Regions from separate parts of the Mus musculus genome. Here region 2 is linked to region 1. A link is a loop called in an ENCODE intact Hi-C map of the cell type or tissue named here. Cell type or tissue: heart. All regions are shown on one strand. Each heading gives the region's core, and the rest is flanking DNA. Links, peaks and the distances in the headings are about the cores only. Region 1 holds the start of Adcy8 (adenylate cyclase 8). Region 2 overlaps Adcy8 (adenylate cyclase 8).

The links. Hi-C counts contacts between places; a loop is a spot of excess contacts. Peaks named below come from ENCODE experiments on the same cell type or tissue, not always from the same donor. Only the 100,000 strongest peaks of a DNase experiment are listed, where the experiment ranks them.
Region 2: a loop joins it to region 1, with 3 times the contacts of the local background. A loop is called at or near these places in 10 of 42 quality-filtered maps.

What each region holds. Positions count from the first base shown.
Region 1 is chr15:64,920,401-64,925,774 of GRCm38, forward strand. Adcy8 (adenylate cyclase 8) reads right to left here and starts at 1,896. Exons shown (of 18, transcript NM_009623.2): 1 at 1-1,896. The coding sequence starts at 705. In heart, for the core only: no CTCF peak of the experiment used is centred there; DNase peaks (open chromatin) are centred at 1,921 and 2,781; H3K4me3 peaks cover 2,948 bases; H3K27ac peaks cover 326 bases; H3K27me3 peaks cover 4,341 bases.
Region 2 is chr15:64,761,736-64,767,109 of GRCm38, forward strand. All of the region lies in intron 8 of Adcy8 (adenylate cyclase 8), which reads right to left. Among named protein-coding and RNA genes, the nearest start is that of Gm30752, 35 kb to the right of the region's middle. In heart, for the core only: a CTCF peak has its summit at 3,005 (motif pointing right); no DNase peak of the experiment used is centred there; H3K27me3 peaks cover 250 bases.

The DNA of each region.
Region 1 (5,374 bases), core at 152-5,151:
GGTGTTGTCCTTCCTGACCACCACGAGGGCGCAGATCACCACCTCGATGCCAGTGAAAAAGCCTAGCAGGATGCCCTTGAGAGGGTCCATTGGAGCCGAGGCCAGGCTCAAGTGCAGGACTAAAAGGGTGAGTTTGGTTAGTACATCCAACACGTTCATCACTACCTCCGATTTGCGCCTCTGGCCCAGGAAATAGCGTTGGTAGAGGCGCTCCAGATCCCGAGACTTGAAGGAGTTGCGTAGGGTTGGAAAAATGACCCCTCGGTAGCTGTATCCTCCATTGAGGAAGAAATCCGAGTTACTTGGGGCACAGTCAAGGTGTAGGAAGCCCAAGTCGCCCCCGCCCCCGCTGCCACTGGCACTGCCGCTCCCGCTGCGTTCCGGAAAGACTTTGGTGCCACCGGTGTTGTGCGCTCGCTCTCCGGGGCCCAGAGAATAGAGAGGCAGCACCGAGTCGCTAGACAGCTGCGGCGCGTGGTGATTGGGTCCACTGCCCGCAGGGTTCGAGGCTTTGCGGGAGACCCCGCCGCCGCCGCCGCCTCGGTGCCCGTGGATGAAGCGCTGCTCCGTGATGTGCCGCACCGCCGTCTGCCACAGCAGCCGCTGCGGCCGAGAGCCGCTCCCGTCGTCGCCGGCCGGGGGCGTCGGTTGGATGGTGTAGAGTTCCTCGCTGCCACTAAGGCAGTGCACATCCGAGAGCTCCATGGCTTGGGTCCGCGGGGAGGGAGGCACAGACACTGGTTGTGTCAGTTGGTGATAGGGGTTCCTAAAGACCCAAAGGCCGCTTGGCAGCGATCCCTTCTTTCCTAAGCTGTTCGACTGCAGGAGCCCTGAGCAGGGCCCCCACAGGTCAAGTCATAGTGAGCCCAGGAGCAAGGTGTTCCTGGTAGAATGCAGCGGACCCCTGTGTACTGGCAAGCCACCTTCCCGCCAATCAGCTCAGCTTGGATACGCAGTGAAAGTGGTGGCTGTTTGTCCGCGAAATCCTCAGCGCTCTGAGCCACGCTGTCCCTTTCTGCGCTCCAGCCCCCTGGCTGTCTCTAAGCTCAGCGTCTTGGCGCAGTCTTCCTTCTCCAAGAGGCGCCTGGGCGCCGCGCTTCTGCTGCGCGTCGGGCGGGTCCTGGCTGCGGCACTGGACTCTGGACGCCCACGTCTCGGCGGCTGCAGAAAGGCTGGCCAAGGGTAACCGATGGCTAGGATGGGTGCTAAGTTAGCAGCTGTGGCGGCAATCATCGCCCTTCGGATAACTCCATTGCGCCGGCATGGGGAGCCGGGGCGGAGCTGGAGGCGGGCGCGATGAGGCAGGAGGTGTGGGTGATGGTGAGGCGGCAGGGCGCCCCGCGGGAGGGCAGGAGAAAGGTGGTAGCCTTAGCACTAACAAGTCACCAAACAGTTAATTTGGAGGTGTGCTGAATGAAGCTCTCTCTTCGGTTCCTTCCTCATTGTGGCCACTTCCAGAGCAAATACTGGCAGCGCGGGTTCTGGACTGATGCATTCCTCAAGGAAGATCGTGGCGCTGCTAGCCCCAGGGTCCCAGCCTCCGCTACAGGACTAAGTCACCGCTGCTAGTAGCGATTCTGATGGGTCGCAGCACACAATTCCCATTCCCTTCACTTCGCTCTTTGGAGTCCATTGGGCCTGCCAGACCCCAGGGGGTGTGAGGAAAGCACAAGTGGGAAGGGTAATAAAGCCAACAGCTGAGTTCGAAGAGAAGCCACAGGAGCGGATTCCTGAGCCTGAGAAACGAGCCTTGGCGGGTGAGGCGGCAGGCGAAAGGTTTGAGCGAGAAGAGGCTCCAGGCCGAGTGGAAGTCGATGAGACGCCTCCGGATCCAGGGAAGCGCGGGGCTACTTGGGCGCTCGGAACCGCGCAGCGGGACCGGAGCCTGGGAGGAATTTGGAGACCTGTCAGAGCGGTCAGACACCCGCGGCGACTTAAACCCGCCCCCGCGCCAAACCACGCCCCCGGAACCCAGGATGGGGGTGGGGGAGGGGTGGGGGCTGGGACACGGAGGCACCCAGATCTGCACAGGACGCCCCAGGTCTTGAAGGGCCGCACCGGTGGGTCGAGCGAGCGCGGGCTGCTGGAGCCCCGAGCCTGGCAGCTCTGCGGTGGAGCGCTCCAGCTGGCCGCGCCCGCTGGTTCCTCCGCGGTTCTTTTTTAAGCACTGGCTCCTGCCCTTGGCAGGTGCAGAGCCAGGATCGTAGGCCGCTTTGCCCACGAACTCTTTGAGACCAGAGACGCGCACTAGAGGGGCTCATTTCCGCCCTCCCCACTCGAGAGCGATGTAGTGTGTGTGTGTGTGTGTGTGTGTGTGTGTGTGTGTGTGTGTGTATTTAATGCCAACTTTCAGATTAAAACTAAAATCCTCTCAAGAAGCCACTCTCATAGCGGTGGGCAGCCTTTTACTTTTCTCTGCTCCCGGGGTCTGGGTAGTAGAGGGTATTAGGATGGGGGCGTGGTCTGCATATTTCGAATACTAAATTTGACTGGGCTGTCAAGAAAGGTGCGAAGGAGGACCTTCGGAAAGGCATTTCCAGGGGCCTCCTGGAGGCAGCATTCCTGCCTGCCTAGGTATGTTGAGGGTCGCGGTCAAAACCCAAGTTGCCCCGCAGCGGTTCTTGCATCAGCATCCAATCCAGCGGGGTCCTTGGAGTCTGGCTTTTCAGGGATCTGGTAGCAGTACCAGTCTGGAGCCCCATTCTGCAGGTGGTGGAAATCAACACCTCTGCCACAGCGACTGCGGCTGCAGCCAGTGAAGCTCGGGCCCTGAACACAGTCAGCTGATGGTCAATGACGTCAGGCTCTGGGCGCTTTCGCAACCCCGCGGCGTCCCATGAAAGCCTAAATGACCTGGCCAAGCGGTCTCCAGGACACTATTCCCAACCCCCACCCCACCCTATCTCCCCCGACCCCAACCCCGAGAAGGCGATTTTTTATGCCTTCTTCTAGTGCAAACTCCTAGCTCCTTTTGGTCCTAAGCAAAAACAGCTTTCCCTGAGGATCCAGAGCGCCCTCCTCCCATCCACACCAAACCATTCTCAGGGTTATTTGTAGCGACTGTGCCCCAGAAACCTGTGTTTTGACTCCTCTTTCCAAGTCTTATAGGTCACCTGCCTCGCATAGAGCATCCAGAAAGAACAGGGGAAAGTCCTTTAAGGTGTTATCATTCCTCACCAGCATTTCTGGAATTTGGTGCACTCAAGAGAGAAGGAACTCGATTAAACGATGGATTTTGAATAGAAAGAAAGCTGATTCTATTTTAAGTTCAGCTTGTGAACATATTAATTTGTTAACTGATCCTTAAGGGTCTGGTTGACCCTTGGGAGCTAGAAATTAAGAGCAAAGCATTAAAAACAAACAAACAAACAAACAAACAAACAAACCAAACCCAAAACACAACAAAACTAAAACCAAAAGCCAGGTTGTTATGTAGACATTAACGAAACCAATGTATACATCATCCTGAACAGTTTATTCTACTTTTAGATTCTTGGACTCAGGCTTTCCGAAACTTCTGAAACTCTAGGGTGGCTAATCTTTTAATTTGGAGGAGGGGAGAGAAAGGGACTAAAGAGTGAAGAGTTTCCCCAAAGCTCTCTGGTCTGGACATAGAGATGGGATTGTGGCTTTTCTCTTCTTGAGGGCACCTGTGCAGTCACCTGCGTCCGTGACCACCTAAGCATCAGTGCCTGCGGGAGACGTTTCCTCGGGTTCTTCTGTTTCCTGGAGCCCGAGGGTTCAGCCTGGATCAATGAGGAGTTGAAGGCAGATGGAACTTTCCTGTACAATTCTTCCTCCAAGCTGGACTCTCCCCAGGATGATTTATTCAGCAGCAAGAGGAGGCAGACCAAAGAGGGGGAGACTTGGGCTCAATCAGATAAAATGACTCAGGTTGATGAATGAGCACAGCTTGCTGCAAGGAGAAACTCCAAGAATTTCATGAAGTCAGAGGCTGGAGCAAAAGCAACTCGGAGAAAACATCACGTTGGCCCAGTTGACCTTTTCTTTCTTATTAGGGCACTATCACAGTCTATTGTAAAGTGAGAGAGCTGACTGCGCAGAAGATTCAAGCGTGGTCCTTCTTATTGGGGTGACATGATGCTCTTCAGCCTCCAGAGCATTCTGTTCTTGAACGAGAACTTTGGGTGCACACAAATACTATACTTATTTTGTAATATGCCAACCACCAAATGATTTCTTACTCAAGACATGCCAAGCATTGTGTTGGAGCCTGGGAGGGACTAGGAACGTGCTGTTACTCCCTATATATTTCACAGTATCTACTGTGATCCCACTACAGTATTTTGACATTTTAAATTTACTTTTTTATATAATGACATTTCCCTTTATTTTTGGACTTCTCGTTTCATCTTTCTCCCCTAAAATGCTGCACAGCCCATTCTTCAAACCAGAGTAGTGTCTTTGCATAAAGCCTTTTATGATATCCCTAGTGACCACGAACGAGGTCCTCTTATGCCATCTGATGATATGCTTTGTGAACAGTGGTGTAGCTCCTACCAAAGGGATTATAGATCCTCCATTAAATCCCAGATCTTCATTTTCGTTGCTTCTCCTGGTGAAACATTGATGCCCTTGAAGGGTGGCTCAGCTTTCTTTGTTGTCATATTCCTTGGCTTAAAGGTAATTGTAAGGCTAGTGACATTTTTTCCCAGCCCCTACCAGCTGTCAAGCTCATCCCCAAGTCCTTCATAAGTATCCCACTTAACCATTTCAGTAGTTCTGTGAGTCAGGCTTTGTCTGCTTTTAGGATTCCCATTTTACTGAGTAGGATACTGCACACTGAGGCTTCTTATATATAAGTACCTTTAGGTACATTTGGATAGTCCAAGTCTCAAATGCACATACTTAATGAAAGTTTTGTAATTAATAATGACTAACTTAAGCAAAGCTGGTAGAAGTGAAAACACTAAATGTATGCTGATTTTTCAAAGGCAGATTAAGGGATTTCTGAGGTTTTTGTTGTTGTTGTTGTTGTTGTTTTTTGTTTGTTTGTTTTGTTTTTTAATGTGGAGAAATCTGATCCTTAAGTCCAAATAGCAGATGAATGTATCAGAACAGAGTCTTTTGTAAATGGGTGGAAGGCTTATTCATTTTGGCTTACTATTTTTATAATTGTAAAAAATAAAAAACAAAACAGATTTTCACATATTAGATTTAGCCCAAACAATTGACTTAACCTATTTTTTCACTAGTTTCATAGTGATAAAATATTCTTTTGCCTCTTTGGAAAATAACATTTGTTTTGTGATGTTGATGCCTACCACGGACTACATTTACAGTAGCTATATTTAAGAAAGAAAATTGGCTGTCCCCTCAAGAAGTACCGTTGACTCCTTAGCTTGATTGCATT
Region 2 (5,374 bases), core at 52-5,051, 160 kb before region 1:
AAAGGTCAGTGACTGGCTCAAGGTCACAAAGTTAGAGTATAAATTCCATGAGAACAGAAGCTGTGGCTTTCTGTCTTTCTCCAGTGCGCAGAACAGGATGGATAGCAGAACACAGACAGGCAGAGCGTGAACTGAACCGATCAAGTGCTCTGAGTTATAGCAGATGGACTTGCTAGAAATAACAAGAAGGGAGGCTAGAAAGGCAGTTCTTGTGGGAATGTGAAGAAACCCATGTGTGAAAGAGATCAAAACATGTGAATGGCTTGTTCTCATAGGAAGAGACACAGCAGTGGGAGCTATTCAAACAAAAGATGCCCTTAAAAAAGGAGCTTGTCTTTCTCATTCTTAAGACACATCCTAGGAGCCAAGGCAGCCAATGTGTCTGCTCCAGTGAGCTTAGGGCATCATGGGAGTACCTTACTTAATGAGTGGCAAGTCAGTGCTAGATTAAGTGGGTAGAGGTTGGAATCCTGGTACTTTAGGATGCAGGATATATTAAGAGGGCATTACTGGCCCTCTGCCCAGCTTGATATGCCAAGTTACCTGGTCTAGTATGAAGGAGTGTGGTGGAATTACAGACGCTTCAGTAAGTGTCCAACTTTTATGTAGATTCCGGGATTCCAAACTCAGAGTTTTCTTTCGTGCACAGCCAGTGTCTTTACCCTGTGAGTCACCTTGCCAGCCCTTAATTTTCGTACTAACCCTTACAGACATCTGGTCATAATCATGTCAGCGAGGTGAAGTCCTTTGTCTTGCTTCATAGATCATATTGACAAAAACTGGGCTCAAGTCATGTTTACTAGGTGATCAGCTTCATGCTTTTTCTTCTTTTTCCTTTTAAAAAATGAAGACTGAATATCTTTGAACAAAGTAAGGGTTTTTTTCATGAGTCCAGAAAAGTCTATTGGAGTGACGAGAGACTATCCATCTGTTTCTGCTACTGTAAAATAATATGTAACTCTGTGCCTGATTTTATTTCCGAAGGGGAATTTGAATCAAGGCCTTTTTTTTTCCTCCTGATACAAGTATAAGCTTTACAGAGCTGTCAGAGTCCATACTGGCTCCAGTTGACCTAGGGACCTTTTGATACCAGCTGGTCTCAATCATGTCCGCTCAGCCAAATGACAAAGAAATATGGCTGAAAATTAAAACAGAACAAAACAAAACAAAATCCTCCAAAAACATGTCTCAAATTCATATCCCCTGGCAAAATCAGATTCTTAAGGACAATTGACCAGCAGGCACTTGCATCTCATACAAGATCACAAAGCAACTCTGCAGTGTGCAGAATGAAGAGTTTTACAGAAAGAGGCTTTCTTAAAGACAGAAGTCTCAGAAGCACACAGATGATGTCAGAGTTGGAAGGAGGAAGAAAATCTGATTTTCACCAAGTTGATTTTATTTTAATGCCTCACCCACTAAAATGCCAACACCGGAAGTCAAAATGTCCAACTGATTACAGGATGTCCAGTAACATATTCTTGTCTTTACTCAGCATGAAGACCTTGCCCCATCCTATTGCTTATGGAACACCACACTTAGTTCTTGCAAGTAAGTGCCCATGCTACTCAACTCTCCCAAGGCTCTAAAGGTCTTTTGTTGGCTTCTATGTCTGGGGACATCTGCCTGTAATTGGAATTATCTGCCATCTCCTTCCTAACCTTCATTCAGAGCAAGTCTAGTTCCAGTGGTGAATGAGGACCAGAAGCTGAGACATACTACCGTCCTGTAAGAACTCTAGAAACAGAAGGGAGCAAGAAGGACAAGTTCCTCACTGGAAAGCAAAGCCTCTCAACTTCCAAAGCAAATGTGAGAGCCTTAATAAAGGGAGTTAAGACAAGGGGCGCTACCCAAAGACAAAACCTGAAGAGCAAAAGGAATACAAAAAGACCTTCAATCCCAGTCACAATCAACATAAAAAAAGCAATAAGGAGATTTTTTTTCTATAAAATTGATGATTTTGAGGAAGTCTAGATATCATCTTCAGAGAAATTTCAGGGCATATATGAAATAGTGAATTCCCAAGTGAGGATCAAGGAGAATTTAGTTTTCCCTCCTGAAAATCTACTGAATGAGATCGGATCAAAGCCCACTCCTGTTCTTTAGTTTATCATTTGTAAAATACATCCTGAGATAAGTGATGGGAAGTGCAGCCACCCTCCTGGATCATTGTACCCGAGGTCCTTCTTCATTTTCTTGTTTTATGTGTGTTTATGTGGTTCTATGGTATATGTAATCAAAGGACAATATTGGATGTAGGTCCTCACCTTTCTCTGGTTTGAGATAGTGTGTCTATTTTGTTTGACACTCCACACACCAGGCTGTTGGCTTTAAGGTTTCTGTGGATGCTCTTGTCTACACCTCCCGTCTTGCCCACAAGCATTGGAATTAGGGGGGCCTGTTACCATGCTTGACTTTCTGTAGATCCTGGGGATTTCACTTCAAGTCGCCACACTTGGGTGGCAAGTGCTTTGCTCACTGAGCCATTTCTCTAGCTCTTTGTCCATTTTCTTATTCATACAACAAGTACTTGTGCAACACTACAAAGCACACAAAAGCCTGGTTGCATATGATACTGTTGATGGACGTATCAGTCCTTATAAGTCACGGCCAGGTAATGTCTGAATGGCATGTCTACACATTCCAGTGTAGCTTTGTTCTCTGTGGCTGACTCGTAAAGGCAGGGAACTAATCCTCATTCCTGCTTATTTCTGTTGTCTAAGCAGAGTGGAACCTTTCCTTCCATACAAAATTGCAAGGGTACAATCAATGTTTCCATGTCCATTTTTCTTTCAGAGAACATGCTTTTACGATCAAAAGAGGTTTCGCAATTATAAATACTCCAGATATTTAGAAATGCTAAAAAATATGCACATTTTTACTTAAAATGTGAATTTTTGGTAGCATGAGCATTTAGCCACCTCTGAAATCAGGGTGTCTTTTGCTGTCTTGGGACTCTTGAAATCGGGAGATATTTTTCCATGGAGGTGTGTGATTGTTTCTTCCAGTCACCAGGTGGCAGTATCAACCAGGGTCGCCTTAAGTTCTGACAGAGGTTTTTCACACAGACTGAATTGGGGCAAAGCTGTGTAGATTTATTTGAAGTTTGGATCGTGAGGCATTCTTTCCATTTATCTTCTCACTGACAGAATTAGGAATGTGGGTTCTTCACTGTGCTACGTGTTGGGTGGATTTTATTTCCTGGTCATCATTGTCCTGAGTGTGCTAGCCCAGCTGTGTGTGTGTGTGTGTGTGGTATGTATGTGTACGTGTACATGTGTGTGTGTGTGTATGTGTGTGTTGTGCATGCTTCTTATAAACTCCTAATATGGTATAGTTTTTAATATCTGAATAATACATAGAAGATAGAGTATCATTGGATCAATGACTGATTCCCTAGAGTCAATAAAATATGGCTCATGCCTTTGGATTTCTATGACCAATGCTTAACCTCTTGAAATGTCAGTGTTCCTTTTGTGAGTGCGAGAGCAAAGTTTTCTCTAAGGATGCAATAAGCCTACATATCCTACCGATGCTATTCTTGGATCATAGCATACCATGCTTTCAGAATCTTGCCTTTATTTTGCTAGGCTTTAGGACATTTTCCTACGGAAACCCTTGTCTTTTGCCTCTTCCATCCAAAGTTTACGAAGGATGAGGGTGGACAGGCTTGTCTTCTTCATAAAAGCACCAGGAGGAGCAAGCCCCAGGAATCTGAGCAGAGACTGAGATATGAGCAAGAGCACTGGCCTTTGAATCTTAGTGACTCTCAACCTCAGTCCCCCAGGCTTCTTTACTGCTTCTCTCTGTCCCTTTTGAATAAGCATCTGCCTTATTATGTTGTTTTAGTCATTTTATACTTTCTGCTGTAGATACATAGCTGAAGCCATGTCTATGCTCAGCAGTAACTTACTCTCCAAAGAGGATCTGTGACTGAGGAATGGCTCTGGAACCTAAGGGAGGGTACTAAATGTCTCCTGAAGCATGCTCCCCTGCCCTTTACCCTGAGACCCACAGAGCACATGCTAGATGACACATAGCTGGATCATCCATGGGCAAATCCCCACGTATACTAGAGTACCACCCTCTAACTGTTCTGGAAGAGGCTTAGATAACTCAGACTCAAACATGCTTTTCCTGCCACTGATCCATTTTCATTCTAGTATCAGGGAGCTGCAGGTAAGATGCAGAAACTGTTAGCTAAAACACACTAGATAATACAGTCTGCAGGAGTTAGGGTGAGAGAGAGGCAAGTGCACTTTTAGCATGAATGAGTAAAGGGTTTTGCTCACTTCTGGGCTAAACTGTAATGTCTATACAGGCTAATTATGAAGATTCTCTGAAAATTCCCTCTGCTCATTATCCTAGTTCCTTTTGTAGAGTATCCAGAAGACAAAATGATTTTAATTTTGGCATGTAAGCCCTTAATTATATTATGAATAAGAAAAATCACACCTGCTATTTGGGGGGGATGTTGAGTGAGGAAAATGTTTGTTTCTTTCCTTTTTTTTTTGTGCATAGACACAATGGAATCTGAACTAGGAACTGAAGGTGGAAGGTATTCATGTTAGAGTTTGCTGTCTGTAGGTAGGGATCAGAGAATCTCATTGAGAATGGGGCCGGTAAGTTATAACAGGGCATGTGCACACCATTGTGAATTCTCCTAACTGGGAAAAGCACAATCTCCAGGCAGCTGAATAAACTCATAAAGGAATCGTTAACAGGAGCTTCATGAAATAGTGGGTCAGGCTCCTGAAATTTGCTGCAAGTACCCTGCTGTTCTTGCTGGAGGCTCCTGCAGATGTGAAACACACCCTGGGCTCAGCTAAGGAAAAATGGTCTGCTCTTGGCAATGAAAGGGAGCAGTTGACTGAAGCAATATACCCCACCTATCTTTGCTTCTCCCCAGTACAGGTTTGAAATAGAAGAAGGAAATAGAGAATGTCACCAGCACAGTGACAGCTTGCCATATTTGAACGATTTGCCTAAGCAAGGCATTGTCTTGGAGACTATCATAATAACTTGTGTGATGGTTTATGACTGTCAAATTGACAGGATGCAGAATCATCTAGTCTGGGAAGTGCAGAGCATGCATGTGAGGGACTATCTACAAATGTTATCCTTGGGACACACATGGGCTTTTATTGACTAAGTTACCTGAGTAGGAATAGTCACTCTATCTGTAGGTGACACCTACATGAACTGGCTTCCTGAACCAAATATGAAGGTGAAAAGGAGCCAGACCTTAACATTGACTGCACCTTTCTTCCTGACTGTGAAGGTAATATGACCATCTGCTTCAAGCACCCTGATTTCCTTACCACGATGGACTGAACCTTGAACTGTGAATCAAAAGAAATCCTCTCTTCCTTCA